Regions from separate parts of the Homo sapiens genome. Here region 2 is linked to region 1. The links are chromatin loops, found by intact Hi-C in ENCODE. Cell type or tissue: Calu3. All regions are shown on one strand. Links, peaks and the distances in the headings refer to the core of each region. The heading gives the core; the rest is flanking DNA.

The links. Peaks named below come from ENCODE experiments on the same cell type or tissue, not always from the same donor. Only the 100,000 strongest peaks of a DNase experiment are listed, where the experiment ranks them.
Region 2: a loop joins it to region 1, with 2.6 times the contacts of the local background. A loop is called at or near these places in 2 of 110 quality-filtered maps.

What each region holds. Positions count from the first base shown.
Region 1 is chr6:122,025,487-122,033,839 of GRCh38, reverse strand. It overlaps a transcript of LOC105377979 not described here. Among named protein-coding and RNA genes, the nearest start is that of HSF2, 370 kb to the left of the region's middle. In Calu3, for the core only: no CTCF peak of the experiment used is centred there; a DNase peak (open chromatin) is centred at 4,749.
Region 2 is chr6:122,371,559-122,379,911 of GRCh38, reverse strand. No RefSeq gene overlaps it. Among named protein-coding and RNA genes, the nearest start is that of HSF2, 24 kb to the left of the region's middle. In Calu3, for the core only: no CTCF peak of the experiment used is centred there; no DNase peak of the experiment used is centred there.

The DNA of each region.
Region 1 (8,353 bases), core at 1-8,000:
CCAAGAATAATTGCTACTATTGAGAGGTATTCAATGACATACGTTAGTCAGTAGATGGCACTGTTTATTATGGTATTCCCATTAAGAAAGCAGTTACAAAATGTCAATTGCCTCACCTGATCAGGGTAGGGGAGGAGAGGAGGAGGCTCTGTTCTTACAGAAGAGAACACATGGATTTCTCAGAGGTTAGAGTGACCTGGAGAAGGAATCCAGTTCATCTTATCTATTAGATCTTGGAAAGGGAAATTCTATTCTAGATATTTTTCAGAGATGGATATTTTTAACACACTTCATTAACCACTTTCAAATTTGAAACACTTAAGAAATCTACTTAGATCACATCTTTTCTTGTCCTTGTATTTGGTCCTGAGTGAAATTCAGAAAAATCATTTCCATTTCCTTTCTTTAAAAATCCTTCCAGCTCTATAGGGAGCACTCTTCCTTTACACAAGCATTTTTTTCTTCCTTAGGATCTTCAGTCTGAGAAACACTTCAAATTTATGGGAAATGACTACCCACCATGCCTTCTTAAATTCTAATATGCCTTTCATATCAGGGCCACATATACAATGTAGTATCTATACATGCATTTAGGTATTCAATAACCAAAATATGTATATATTTGCAGTACACAACAGATATACATAGTATTTCCATTAGCCAGAAATAACTACAATCTTTTGGAGAAATTAATAGAGCAAAATGAATAAAACATAATTCATAACTGTTAGGTACAGAATGTTGCTTTCAGCTACCATCTCTTTTCATCTTTCTCTTTTTGCTGTTTTTTTTCATGACTTTAAAAACAGTTTATAAGTGAAAATAAATAGGAACAAAGGACTGTGTAAATGAACTCTATCGAGTAAATATTCAGAACAGTTTTGTTATAAGTTCAGAGAGGTAACCATACTGGACCATCAGATATCATTCTTTTTCTTTAAAAAATTTTAAGGAAACATTAGTGCTCTTAAGCTTTATACAATTCTGTCTCCCTGTATTGTATTTTAAGTCTCTGAAAAGCATGGAATATGTTTTATATGTTCATATCATATGTCCAAGAGTTTTACACAGTATTTGATTAGTTAAGATAGACTATGGGTACTTAATGAATACTGCCTAAATGAATTAATAAATAATTTCACCTAAGTTAATTGAATCATTCAGGAGAATTGTCAGCTACTTTCAAAATATAGTTTCAATAACTATCATGTCAGCATTTGGTTCCCCTATGATAAGTCTACTTATCGCATTGTGTGTGGAGTCAGTAGCTTTCCTTGTGTTACTAATAAGAAATGAAAACAAGGACAAAGGAAACCCATTTGAACAACTTATTCTATGTAGAAATGTGATTAGATTAAATGTCCTTTTCTCACCTTCTGATTGTTATGAGTACATTCATTAAATCAACTTATTCTGTACAAAATATTTTTTTTCTAGACAAAACATTATCATCAGACTTTCCTTTGTATTGTCTTACAATTACAACCTTACTCATGGTTTTAAAATTATGTGGAAAACATTGAGGGTTTAGCTTTTTATTTTACTTGGTTTATTTGGGGAGTTTGCTATTTATATTTTTTTTTACTGTTTGAAAATGTTTCTTAAACTCGACTAACAGTCCTTGATTATAGAATTGTATATCCATTGTAATTTTATTGCATATAATTCCTGGGGTTGTCACCAAGGACCCTTTACAGAAAAATCCAACATATTTGATTAACAAATATACTTACTATTTAAAGAAATCACTTGATATTCTGTGATATCAATTTGTATCCTATAAATATATTTAAAATAAATAGACATAACTTATTTGAAGAGGATATACAGATGACAATAAGTACATGAAAAGATGTTCAAAATCATTAGCATTAAGGAAATGCAATCTGAGACCATAATGAAGTATCATCAAACACCTATTAGAACAGCCAAAGTGAAAATAGTGACAATACCAGATGCAGGGGAGGATGCAGAGAAACTGGATCTCTCATACATTGCTGGGGAGAATGTAAAATGTTACAGTCATTCTGGAAAACAGTTTGGTAGTTTCTTAAAAATTCAACATACACTTATTATATGACCCAGCATTGATACTGCTGGGCATTTATTCCAATGAAAATAAATGAACTGTTCATATATGCAACTGCTTGGATGAATCTCAAGGGTACCATGCTGTGTGGAGAAGAGCCAGTCTCTAAAGGCCGTGTATTGTATGATTCCATTTATATAGCATGCTGGAAATGACAAAATTACAGAGATGGAGAACAAATTAAAGGTTGCCAGAGGTTATGGATGGCGGCAGGAGAGTGCTATAAAAGGATAAGGAGAGAAAAGAGTGACATTTGTGGTGATGTCACAGTTCTGTGTCTTGATTGTGGTGGTCATTACACAAATCTACACCCATGATAAAGTATTAATATTGTAGCAATGTTGATTTTTCTGGTTTTGATACTGTCCTACAGTTGTGTAGCAGGCAACCACTGGGGGAAACTGAGTGGAAGGTAATACTACTTTTTTCCATTTTCAACTTCCTGTGAATCTATAATTTAAAAACAAAACACATTTTTAAGTCATTTCTTGCCATCTTAGCTTGAATTATAAAACAGACAATATAATATTTTTCCTTTCTTTCCTCAATACATTTTTTCATTATTTATACTCTACAATTATTCTTAACTGGTAAGTTTGTTCCAACACTCAGTAAATGAAGCTATTTCAGCAATCTTTTCTGCTTTTCCAATAGTAGTAAAGATAAGGATATGCAGAATAAATTTTGCAATTCCTCTGCCTAACAGCAAGGATAGCTAATAACAAAGTGTACTGAGGTTCATTGGGAAAGAGATACACTCATGTAGAAGGAGTGTTTAAAACCCATTTAAAATGTTTTGTCTACTGCCTGAAAGAGAGATGACTGTCTTTTTTGGAAATATAGATAATTACTTTTGGCAATTGTAATTGAGACACTATCAAACTAGAACTTCCTTCCACATTTCATATTATATATCTAGATGTGAACAGAGAAAGAAACTGTTAGAAGTAAGTCTTCCATTTATTAATTGGAAATCAAATGATATACTATATAATGAAATGCTTTGCATTTTCATTTGGTGCACAGATGTGTCTAGAAGGAACCTGACTTGAAATTTGGGATACCTAGCCACAAGTTATTCTCTGCTTCTTAGTGTGATGCAGAGGATATTCATTTTAACTGCTTATTTTATTGCTAAAGGATCCTTGAAAACAATAATCTGGAAATATATTTTGTGAATTTTTGGAATTAAAAAATGAGATTTTCATCCATCACAGATACATAGCTTAGGCCACAAATTTGGAAAACACTGTGAATTGTATGCCATAAAACCTGTAATAATTTATGATTATTTTTTACGACCCTCCTTTAACCACCTCATTTGCCAAAAGTATCCTAGTAGTTGCTCACGGAAACTAAAATAACATCAACATCTCCAGCCAAATTCTAATAGGGCACTTGATTTATTAAGTATTTTTAGCCACAAACATTTAGCCCACATGTATTTTTATATTTCTCTATAAATATATGTCACATGACTTTATGACAAAAGATATACAAATTATGTCTTTAAGGATTTTGGCAAAACCTATTAATGCCCTTTCTATTTGTTGAAACAATCCTTCATATGTCTACTTTTATCTTTTTATTGCTTGTGCATAAGTCCAGAATAATGTGTTTTAACAAAAATATTTCAACAAATATTTATCCTTCCATCCTTTGGTGTATTATATACATTGCTAAGGCCAACGGTGCCATATTGTACTTCCACCTGTCTATGTCTCAGTCTTTAGTTCCATTATGTTCTACGCTCCTTAATGAGCTCCATGAGGACAAAGCTTAGGAATGCTGTCTATAACCTTGAGTATGAAGTGACCTGCAAGGTGAGTACTTAAGATGAATTTGGTAGTTATAAATCTGCACTAGAAACATCAATAAATTCTTTTAAAAGCATGAATCCAGTACATGAAAGGAGAAGCAGTGTGATATCATGTAACAATACTCTACTGTTGACCAAGATGATCTAAGATACAGGGTCAAGAGACCAGCATGTCTCAGCCTTCCACATTGCAGTTCAGCCTTTCAGCCTTTTTCACTGCAACTCTCAGCTGCCTGTGCCATACACGACAAATATGTGTGCTCTGCCTCCACTCACCCTTGTAGATTGGAAAGCAAGCATACTTAGCCCTAATGCCACATAAAATAGGAATGCATCTCTCAACTTTTTAGCCCAGGTTCCCTTTCAATGAGTATAAAAAATCTCATCCCTTACCTTGAGGTTAATAGCCAAATAAGCATGATTACATGCACACACACACACACACAGTAATTAAACTGCTGAATATGACATTTAAAACTTTCTCAACACCACTAGTCTGATTCTCATATACGCACACTGCTGTAAAAGACTCTCAGCTCACGTCTTCATAAAATCATGTCTAGCTAGCATCAAAGATTAGAAGTATGTGTTGGGTTGGGATGGTGGTTTAAAGTCTTGCTCAACAAGATTTCCTGCTTTGATGTTTTCTAGAATATCCTAAAATGTCAGTGGTGAATACATATTTAAATAAATGCCCTCAGGATAAAAAAAACAAGGAGACAAAATGTGTCAAGAAACTGACTCATGAGTGTGAAAGTGCCATAAAACCTATTAGTTGGTCTTTGAATCCTATCAGTCAAAAGAGATCTAACTAGTTTTGCAGGTTGTCGGCTTTGTTCTGCCCTAGGCTAGAACCTGAAGCCCACAACGTTTGTCAATACCTATGGACCAAAGAAATTTGATAAACCACTCCCTTACCTTGTTGGTGAAAGGAGCGTCTCCAGGATGCTCCTCTCTCCTTCCCATGGCACACCATTCTACCCACTGGCACTCCAAAATTCCACACCTTCTTCACTTTGATCTTTGCTTACTCATCTTATTCTGTTTGTAATTTAGAATTTGATTTTGGTATGTATATTTATGAACGACTTGAAATTTCCCAGGATGGCCTACAGTGAAGTAAGCCAGAAGGCATCTCATCTCTGAATCCCACGCAGGTCCCTAGAACAACATCACAGTTGAATCCCTTCCGCTTGCTCTAACAAGGGAAGGACACATCTTCATTTCCAGTTACACAACTAAATTAGGTAACTCTCTGCAGAGTTGCCGTAGTCTTTTTAGCTTAGTTAATAGGCTGAATAAATGAAATTACAAATTCCACACGAAATCTTGCTGAAAATAAAGTTGGTCAGTAGGTCAGAAATTTACTAAAGTACACTATTATTTTTAGCACATAAATTACAATAAGAGATTTGCGCTTTTGGGATTGTAGCCTATTGAAATTTTTTACAATTCTGAAGATGCACAGGTATGCACACACACCCTTGTACACATATGCACCCTTAGGAGAGTCATTTGGTACATGATGAATTAGTTAGTGTTTAAACTCAAGATAAAATTTATTATGAAATTGAACTACTGGTGGTTGGACATAATAATTGCATGGTCAATCTCAATTACTTGGGCTGCAAAAAAAAGATGGTCCACAAGATTAAAAAAACACATGTTTTCATAAGAAGAAAACGAGGAGTAGGTAAAGATAAATTATGATATTTAAACATAAACTATTTTAAAATCCTTTTCCTGGAGCTTCAGTTTACTTTGCAATTGTGAAAATCACTTATAATAATCCTTGAGGATTAAAAAAAATAGGAAGAAAATTTTGGATGACAATTTTTGGATGGCAGGGATCACCCAATGGCTAATTCATATAGTACCACTCCTATCTTTTTCTTCTTGTGGGTAATCTTGGTTAACTGTTGCTGAGTTTGGTCAGTTTGATGGATTTGATGTTTGCATATTTTTGCCTGTTCTAATAAAAGTTTATCAAATAGACAACCAGCAGCAAAGCTATAGCACCCTGCTCACTTCTGTTCTGTCTGGTATTTCTTACTTAAGCACATCATCTTCATTTTCTCCCCTGAAACTGAAGGAAGTAAAGGTGTGAAAGAAAACTCTACTTCTGATATCATTTGATGCCCCCTCTATTTCCATACATTGCTAAAGATTTGTGAAAAATTATATTGAATGATATTTCATCTGTACTCTTAAAAAGTATTGTGACTTTAATGTGAGATCAAATAAAACCAGTGTTAGACATTACCAGCAAATCTCAAATAAAGTTTTAATGAAAAGAATAGCAAATATTGAGATTCTCTAAACTTTAATAAAAGAACATCTAAGAGATAATACAACTGAAAGTAGAATTTTTTAAGGAGCTGTTTTATTTTGTTTTGTTTACAATACACAAGATTTGTATAAGAAAGTCAGGAGTATGGAATCTTTTAATATTGTCTTGATGTTTTTCTGCATTAAACTCCTTGCCTTGAATATAGACTCCTTGAGTCTATATTAATCTATGTAATTTTCTGAGTGTTTGTGTAACATGTCCCTCTGAAGAATGCAATGAGGTTGTTGTTTCCAAAAGCTCTTAAATTCTGAAATATAAGAAGTGTACTTCCCAGCATTGAAACCCAAAGGCCACCTAGACGCAATGTGGTGAGCAGAACATACGATAATCTCTTATGACAAATCTGAAATATGCATTTCTCAACCATAGTAAGTCTGTTGGGAGACGATTCCAAGTGATCTGTCAACTTAAAGCAAAATGTATGCTTTGATATTATACTCCTCCTCTTAGGGTTAAGTCATGCCACATTGCAGGAAGGTAGATTTCAGTGCTGCTTTTCTAATTACACCCCCAAAATGTTATTCCATGCATGTCATGCAAGAATGTACTCTCAAAAGAAAAAACAGTTCCTACTTAAGAAGGCTGGAAAACATTTACATGTTCATGCACTTTACTACATCACATATTTTCTTATTTTTTCCTTCCTTCAATTTAGAGCATGTGCTCTCATTATCCATTTTTGGCTTAATATTTTATTACTTAATAATAATCCAGTAAATTTACTTAGAACAAGAAATTTATCTAATGACTCATGTTTAAGGGATGCTTACAAAATAAAAGTAAGTGTGCATTTTGTATCATCTGAATGTTTCCAGAGTTACTTAGACTGCTATAAGCTTTGAAATAAAGCAGAAGGTAGAAGTCTGTGGTTTGTGACCTCTTCAAATTATATAAGAGGTTTATAGTCATTCAATATGAATAACTAATTACATATCATTGGAATTTTTTGTAACCAAAATTTTGAATGAGCCCAAACACATAATTGTAAGTTCATTTTTCTATAATATAGAAAAAAATAAGAGTTTTAGAGTCTTGAGTGGATATAATTTCTGATTGTGTATCATAGTGGTATCATAGTGTTTAAGAGATTCTTGACTTTTAAAAGTAGGCTAGAAATGTCACCATCTGCCATAGAAATTGTTTTTTATTTTTTTTGTAATTTTTGTTTGTTGTGCCATAGGAATTTTGATTGGAAAGTTTGCTATCAGAGTTTCTCAATTCTAAGACACCGAAATATGTTTAATACTTAACAAATCTGAAATTGAGATATATCTTACAGTGGTGACATCTTAGCATTTTGTCAAAATTTAATGGGCAGTGCTTTTTTTCACACCTTACAACTGTTGATATCTTAATTTTGGTGAAATATTGTGGTGATTAAGATAGAAGAATTGAGCTGACTCATTAATTTATCTACATCTCTATTTCTGGTAACCTTCTTTCACATTCTGTCCTGTATCTTCCCTTGTCCCAGCCTATGGTACCTTACCTCTGGACTGCAATTTTTCTGTCTGTAAAATAAAAAAAAAAAGATGGATCAAGGTTTCCAAGATCCTCCTCAATCTTGAATGTGTTCTGATCTATTAATACTACTTCCCTGTCTGGTTGTCTTTTCCACTCCTGAAGAGGAAATCCCCCAAAGGCACCCAATTTCCTTAAACAAATACAATTTGTACTACAACGATACATATTATAATGGGGGTAGGTGGGAATGATTAAGAAGTAAGATTCCACTTCAGGGAAATACAGATTAGGTCAAGAAGCTACAATATAGTTGCCTAAATTTAGGTTAGATAGCTCTGAATGGTGTTCCTTTTACGTGACCCAGAATTCTGGGAAGGGCTGTGAGACATTGTGAAAGAGGAAAAAGCTATTCGCATTATTTTTGGTCAAAGCAGAAAATATCAAGGGGCTGATGGTTTTCTTGTGCTCCTTGGCCTCTTTGAGGACAGGATCTGAGGGCCGCCACATGCTCTGTGGATGAAGAAGGTGAGGATTAATGTGAATGTCATGCTACACCACACTCTTGGGTAACACAGAGCTCTTCATTGGTACTGTTGCCAATTTATGTTGTTTAAGCCAGAAACCTTTATTT
Region 2 (8,353 bases), core at 354-8,353, 350 kb before region 1:
TAACAGGCTCTGAAATTGAGGCAATAATTAATAGCTTACCAACCAAAAAATGTCCAGGACCAGATGGATTCACAACCGAATTCTACCAGAGGTGCAAGGAGGACCTCGTACCATTCCTTCTGAAACTATTCCAATCAATAGAAAAAGAGGGAATCCTCCCTAACTCATTTTATGAGGCCAGCATCATCCTGATACCAAAGCCTGGCAGAGACACAACAAAAAAAGAGAATTTCAGACAAATATCCTTGATGAACATCGATGCAAGAATCCTCAACAAAATACTGGCAAACCGAATCCAGCAGCACATCAAAAAGCTTATCCACCATGATCAAGTGGGCTTCATCCCTGGGATGCAAGGCTGGTTCAACATATGCAAATCAATAAACATAATCCAGCATATAAACAGAACCAACAACAAAAACCACATGATTATCTCAATAGATGCAGAAAAGGCCTTTGGCAAAATTCAACAATGCTTCATGCTAAAAACTCTCAATAAATTAAGTATTGATGGAATGTATCTCAAAATAATAAGAGCTATCTATGACAAACCCACAGCCAATATCATACTGAATGGGCAAAAGCTGGAAGCATTCCCTCTGAAAACTGGTACAAGACAGGGATGCCCTCTCTCACCACTCCTATTCAACATAGTGTTGGAAGTTCTGGCCAGGGCAATCAGGCAGGAGAAGGAAATAAAGGGTATTTAATTAGGAAAAGAGGAAGTCAAATTGTCCCTGTTTGCAGATGACATCATTGTATATCTAGAAAACCCCATTGTCTCAGCCCAAAATCTCCTTAAGCTGATAGGCAACTTCAGCAAAGTCTCAGGATACAAAATCAAAGTACAAAAATCACAAGCATTCTTATACACCAATAACAGACAAACAGAGAGCCAAATCATGAGTGAACTCCCATTCACAATTGCTTCAAAGAGAATAAAATACCTAGGAATCCAACTTGCAAGGGATGTGAAGGACCTCTTCAAGGAGAACTACAAACTACTGCTCAATGAAATAAAAGAGGATACAAACAAATGGAAGAACATTCCATGCTCATGGGTAGGAAGAATCAATATCATGAAAATGGCCACACTGCCCAAGGTAATTCATAGATTCAATGCCATCCCCATCAAGCTACGAATGACTTTCTTCACAGAATTGGAAAAAACTACTTTAAAGTTCATATGGAACCAAAAAAGAGCCTTCATTGCCAAGACAATCCTAAGCCAAAAGAACAAAGCTGGAGGCATCGTGCTACTGACTTCAAATTATACTACAAGGCTACAGTAAGCAAAACAGCATGGTACTGGTACCAGAACAGAGATATAGACCAATGGAGCAGAACAGAGCCCTCAGAAATAATACCACACATTACAACTATCTGATCTTTGACAAACCTGACAAAAACAAGAAATGGGGAAACGATTCCCTATTTAATAAATGGTGCTGGGAAAATTGGCTAACCATACGTAGAAACCTGAAACTGGATCCCTTCCTTACACCTTATACAAAAATTAATTCAAGATGGATTAAAGACTTAAATATTAGATCTAAAACCATAAAAACCCTAGAAGAAAACCTAGGCAATACCATTCGGGACACAGGCATGGGCAAGGACTTCATGTCTGAAACACCAAAAGCAATGGCAACAAAAGCCAGAATTAACAAATGGGATCTCATTAAACTAAAGAGCTTCTGCACAGCAAAAGAAACTACCATCAGAGTGAACAGGTAACCTACAGAATGGGAGAAAATTTTTGCAATCTACTCATCTGACAAAGGGCTAATATCCAGAATCTACAATGAACTCAAACAAATTTACAAGAAAAAAACAAACAACCCCATCAAAAAGTGGACAAAGGATATGAACAGACACTTCTCAAAAGAAGACATTTATGCAGCCAAGAGACACATGAAAAAATGCTCATCATCACTGGCCATCAGAGAAATGCAAATCAAAACCACAATGAGATACCATCTCACACCAGTTAGAATGGCAATCATTAAAAAGTCAGGAAACAACAGGTGCTGGAGAGGATGTGGAGAAATAGGAATACTTTTACACTGTTGGTGGGACTGTAAACTAGTTCAACCATTGTGGAAGTCAGTGTGGCGATTCCTCAGGGATCTAGAACTAGAAATACCATTTGACCCAGCAATACCATTACTGGGTATATGCCCAAAGGATTATAAATCATGCTGCTATAAAGACACATGCACACGTATGTTTATTGCGGCACTATTCACAATAGCAAGGACTTGGAACCAACCCAAATGTCCAACAATGATAGACTGGATTAAGAAAATGTGGCACATATACACTGTGGAATACTATGCAGCCATAAAAAAGGATGAGTTCATGTCCTTTGTAGGCACATGGATGAAGCTGGAAACCATCATTCTCAGCAAACTATCTCAAGGACAAAAAACCAAACACCGCATGTTCTCACTCATTGGTGGGAGTTGAACAATGAAAACACATGGACACAGGAAGGGGAACATCACACACTGGGGCCTGTTGTGGGGTGGGGGGAGGGGGGAGGGAGAGCATTAGGAGATATACCTAATGTTAAATGATGAGTTAATGGGTGCAGCACACCAACATGGCACGTGTATACATACGTAACTAACCTGCACGTTGTGCACATGTACCCTAAAACTTAAAGAATAATAAAAAAAAGATTACATATATTGACTCATTTAATCATCACAAGCACCATGAGATATGTACTATTATTATTCTCATTTTAAAGATGAAGAAACTGAGGCATACTGGGGTTAACTAACTTGGCAGTTACACAGCTTGTACACTGTTAAGATATTTCCAAAATGTGCTTATATATCTATTCCAAGATTTATCAATTTTTGATATTCTTTATTGACTTCTTACTATGATAGAGGAGTACTTAGCTCATTTTTACTAAGCTTTCTTACATTCCCCTGCCTTCTAGTGTATTTCAATTAAAAATTTTATCTTCTATCTATTGCTTTAATTCCTGCAGTTTTAAGATGTACACAACCTTGATTCCTTGTTTCTCCAACTATAGAGAGTATCTTTTGTTTCCACTCCACACAACATGGACAGGACCCCCACTCTACCCTTCAGTTCTCCAACTTTCCCTTCCACCTGCCACCTTTCGTCACTGTACTTTCACTTTTAATGAGCTTCATTCCACTTACATTGTACTCTATAACCACAGTGCTTTCATAGTTGGTCCATAAATGGATTCTAAAATAAGAAATTGAATAGACAGTGTTAATGTCATTATGATCAGGTAAATAGCGTTCACTGGAGAGGTAAGTAGTGCATTATATCTATGTTTTTCTTCTTTTACAATTGTTTATTTCTTGTAATTTCTAATTGGCTTCTTCTTCCTCCTTGCATCATTTACCTTTGTTTCATTTTACATTTTGTTCGAAGTTCATATTGTACAGTCTATGACATTGTGGACTTTTCCCCCACCTGGTTCTTTTGTCTGGAGACTGCCATCTTGCCGGGCCACAGAGTACAGTTTGCTGTTCTGGTGTTCTCCTGTCATCCTGGGACTCTACTTCACTGCTCTTCTGAGAAAGACCCATTGTTGCCTGTCATTTTTCTCCCTCTTGGTCTGTTTCTTTCTTTTGTAGGAATGTATCCTAAAGGTTTTTCACCAGAAAGCACCATGGTAGTTAAATTTTCTGATTGCCTATGTGTCTGAAAGTATTTCTTTCTTTTCCCTCACATTTGATGGATGGTTGTGCTGGAGTACATGCATTCCAAGGTGGAAAATCATTTTCCTTCAGAATTTTGAAAATCTTCTTCCATTGTTTTCTGTCACCAAGTACTGCTGATAACTCTGATGATAGGCTATCTTCTGTTCCTTTTTAAACATTTGTTTTTATCTCCACAGTGAAAAATTTAAATATATTCTCTATAGTTATTGTTTTGAGGTTTTATAATGATATGGCTCAGCATATGTCTTTCTTTTATTAATTGAGCCAGACACACCATGGGCTCTTTCAATCTGTGGACTTTCACTGAATAAGTACTTCAGCTGTAGGAGATTTCTTCTATTATTATTTTTTATTATCACCTCCCCTCTATTATCTCTGCTCCCTCTTATGTTGGATATCTTGGAGTAATCATCTTTATCTCATTTTATCTTCTATTTTCTATTGCTTATCTTTTAGTTTTATATTCTGGAAGATTTTTTAGTATTCATGTTTTAATTTCCCATAACACATTTGCTTTCTTATTTTTACTTTTTAATAGTATCTTGTTGTTGTTTTTTATTTGTTTTATAGATGCAATATATGAAATATCTTCTCCAATATCTGTCAGGATGCGATAAGAAATCTTTTTTTTTTTTTGAGTCCTTTTGTTGATGAATTACCTGTGTTTTTTCTGGAGTCATTTTTGCTTATTTTGGCTTTTCTCATCCATGTTGCAGGTTTTTTTCTTGGTGGTTCTTGCTTGTCCATTTGACTTATGAAAGAGGTAATAGAAAAGCCAAGTGAGTTTCCGTCAGATACAGTTATTGTACTGGAAAGCTTTGTTTTAAGGTATGTGAGTAGGGCACTAAACATTATCATTGTGGGTGGGGCACTAAACACTATAATTTGAGACTCCTAAATATCTGAGTTTCCATTCCCATGCAAACTGCCCTGGTTCTTCCAAAGTATATTCAGAGTTTTATACAGAGAAGGGTGGCTCCTTCCTTCTTTCCTTCCTTCCTTCCTTCCGTCCTTCCTTCCTTCTTTCCTTCCTTTCTTCTTCCTTTCTGTCCCACTTTTGTGTGAGCACTTTCTCTCTCTGACTTTCACCTGGGGTTAGGATGGGGATAAGTGCAAGACAGTTGGACCTTCTGAGAAAGCAGAGGTTGAAGGAGGGAGGTGGCTGTGGGGGGAAGTAACATGTTTTATCTGAAATCTTTCGAATTATCTCTGTTTTTATGCCATGCCTCACTTCAACTCTCCACCATAGTGGCACTTCAAACTCCCCAGTCCTCTGGTTTCTAGTGGACAGATTAGCTTTCCTCTTCTTCCCTTTCCGTGTATGTCCTGTACAGCATCTTCCTTTGCCTTACTTTAATAGTTACTAGTTCATCACCTACTTTCAGTCTTCTGAAAATTTGTTAACATCATTTGTTGAGTGTCCCACTTTCTGTTCTATTTCTCATTGTTGGTTTACACCATTTTTGTGTTTACTTATACTATTGTTTTCATTGGGTCTTGGGAAAGAGAGGAGATAAAGTGACAAACAAGTACTCTTTCTTTTACCTTGATTTTGTTTTTGCAAGAAAACCAAAGTGACCATTCTCATTCATATATTTGTTTCTTCCTTCAAGAAATATTTAAGTTCTTACTAACTCTATGCCTTGCGCTGAGAATGTAATGATGAGCAAAACCAGAGTTTTCTATGCTCATGGGGATTCCCCAGGGGGTGGATAAGTGAAAGTGCCTGACTTAGTCTCAGGGGGTGGGTTCCCCAAGAAAGCAAATTTGAATCGACATCTAAAGTATAACTGAAAATAAAATAATTAGATGAAAATGGGGCAAGAGGAAGAGCATTTAAAGAAAAAGTATAACATTTACCAAATTCTAGTCTTGGAAAAGAGAATGGTATTTAGAGAAACTGAGAGAATTCCAGGGGCTACAGCATGGAGGACAAAAGGAAAAGAAATGTGACCTGAGACCAGTGAAGCACGCATTGATCAGATAGGGGGAACCTTCTTAACCAGAGTCAGGCCTGGGATCTTGACTTCTAGGAGCAATGGGAAGCCTCTAAAAGCTTATAGAAGGTTTCCAGGCAGAAGCAGTGCAAAGAGAACAGGCTGGCTGCTGTGTGGTCAACTGGGTGTGGGCCATATAATACAAGGCGATGGTTGGAGGTTGTGACCATTGCCCAAGTCAGAGTGTTGTTAGTTTGAACTAGGAATAAAGATAGACAGGGGTGAACAGATTTGAGAGTTACTTAGAGTTAAATTAGTGGTTTGGACGATGGCTTAGATATGGAAAAACAGGAAGAGGGAGTTTTTCAAGGATGACTTTCAAGTTTCATGGCGCCATAGACTGAACAAAGGGGTGCGGCAAGAGAAGCAAACTGTGGAGGAAGGAACACAATAGCCCTGAATGTGTTGAGTTGAAATATCTTTGAAACATACAAGTAGAGAGGCTGAGTTACTTTTAAATATACAAAGGTGATAATATATTCTATATATTAATTTGGAGTCATTGTTATATAACTATTAACTGAGACTTTATTTTTGAATGAGATTAATTAGGAAGAGAGGGTATATATTAACAAGAGATGAGGACGTAGAGTTTTTGTCCTGGTTAGGTGCTTTTGATATAGCATAGTAAGACAATAAGGGACCTCATCTCATTTAAAAAAATTGTGTTTAAAAGCAATTGTAACAATTATTGTTAGGAAATAACTTGAGTATCTACTATAAAGACAGAGTTGCATATTACACATATTTACTAATAGAAGACAGTGCAAGCATTGATTTAACTCACTTTGCTCTATGGATTCTAGGAAGCTTGGAAAGATATTTGGAAAAAGTGTTTGATGATGAAGTTCAATTCTTTTCTTGTCTCTTTTTTGGTAATAGAACACTTAGGTCTGAAAGTTTTTCTAATCCACATTTTGATTTCCTTGTCAGTAAAACAGAGCTTGTCTTTTTTTTAATATTGAAAATAAAAGAGGGGTTTTTCTTGGTTGTTTAAACTATGGATAACACAGTGTTATATTTAATTTTAAATAAATAACCTTTAGTTTAATATTAGAAGAAAATCTAGCTGTAGGCCCTCTAATTTACCAAGGGAAATTAAAATTTAAATTATATTCAAGTAACAGTTTAAAGTAATTGCAACTATAAATATTCATGGTAGATTCCAACTGATATCTAACTTCATCTACATAAGATGGGAATTCATATTCCAGCAAGACTACATGAAAATCATCTTAGGTAGATGAAATAGTTTTTAGTTTATAACTCTCATGGTGAGATTGTTCAATTTGTCTCCACAACCAATGCAAGTGTTTCTGCTCAGTATAAATTTAACATCTTTCCTCTAGATGGTGCACAAGGCACAGTTATATTGGAAAATCAACAGAAAGTTCTGAAAGACCCTACATTTTATTTGGAATCTGAATAAAACCGAATCTTCTTCTATCTCTCTACTGTAATTTAATACTTGAGATGATATGTCATATCTTTCAGATACTCAGATTTATACGATAATTGCTTAGGATATAGTAAAATGCAGGTATAATTTTGATGTTATTATAAAATTAATTCTTAGCCCTCAGTGAATAAAGTTTTGATATATATCAGATCTATTTCTTTCAGTTTTTTCAAGTGAATGATAAATATCCAAATATCAAGATCAATTATACAGGTACCAGCGTAGAATGGAAGATATATCTACATTTAAGTACTTCAGATGAACTCCTGAAGATATGTACTGCTGCTGTGTCTTCACAAACATTGAACAATCCTTATCGTTGCCCAAACATCAGTGAAAGACACAGGAAGTCTGAATGCAGTGGCATATACATTTTGGAATCTCTTCCCTCTACTGCAAATACTTTTGAGGATGTTTGTCGCATAGGAAAGAAGCTGCCACAGGAGGACAGGGCATTATTTTGCAGAAAGTTATACAACAGTGGATTAATGAGCACTGGACTAGTATCTCTGGACAGAATCACTTTTTGGGTGTTAATATGAGAATTTTAATAATTTCTAAAACTTATCTTGCTTTTCTGAAAGAAGTAGCTATGTTCAAATAATCCCCAAATCTTCATTCATTAAATTTGCATTAATTCTTTAAGGTTGCATTATTTTTTCTTCTGACTGATTGACTGACCCAGAAGTTTAAGACTATGGTACTGAATTAAGGTCTGTGTTTTTCCAGTGAGCATTTTCTTTACTCTTTTCTTTCTAATGGCAGATAAAGTAACGAGATAATTTGTGAATAACCCCTCTTTTTGCAAATATAAGGCATTAGTATTATCATGGTAAACACTTCTTGAAAAATCTGTAATTCTAGAGTCTAATATTTTAAGAAAGACTTTCTAAGTCTCAAATGTATAGTGTTAGACAATAAGTAAAATACCTCTGGTGTTCTGAGTTCTGTTGAGATCTCATGCAGGAAAAAATGTTTTAAAATAGGCATTGAAGGAATGGGATGAGCAAAGGCTTAGAGGAGGCAGTTCCTTCTTTCTCTTTCAATTTCTTCTGTTTCATTATCCTCCTAATTAATTTTAGATTACATCAAAAATACAGCAATACCAAAAAAGTTAAGCAATATAGAATTGTATTAACGTAAAAAATAAAATTCCACTCTCTTTTTCTCCAGCTCTATCA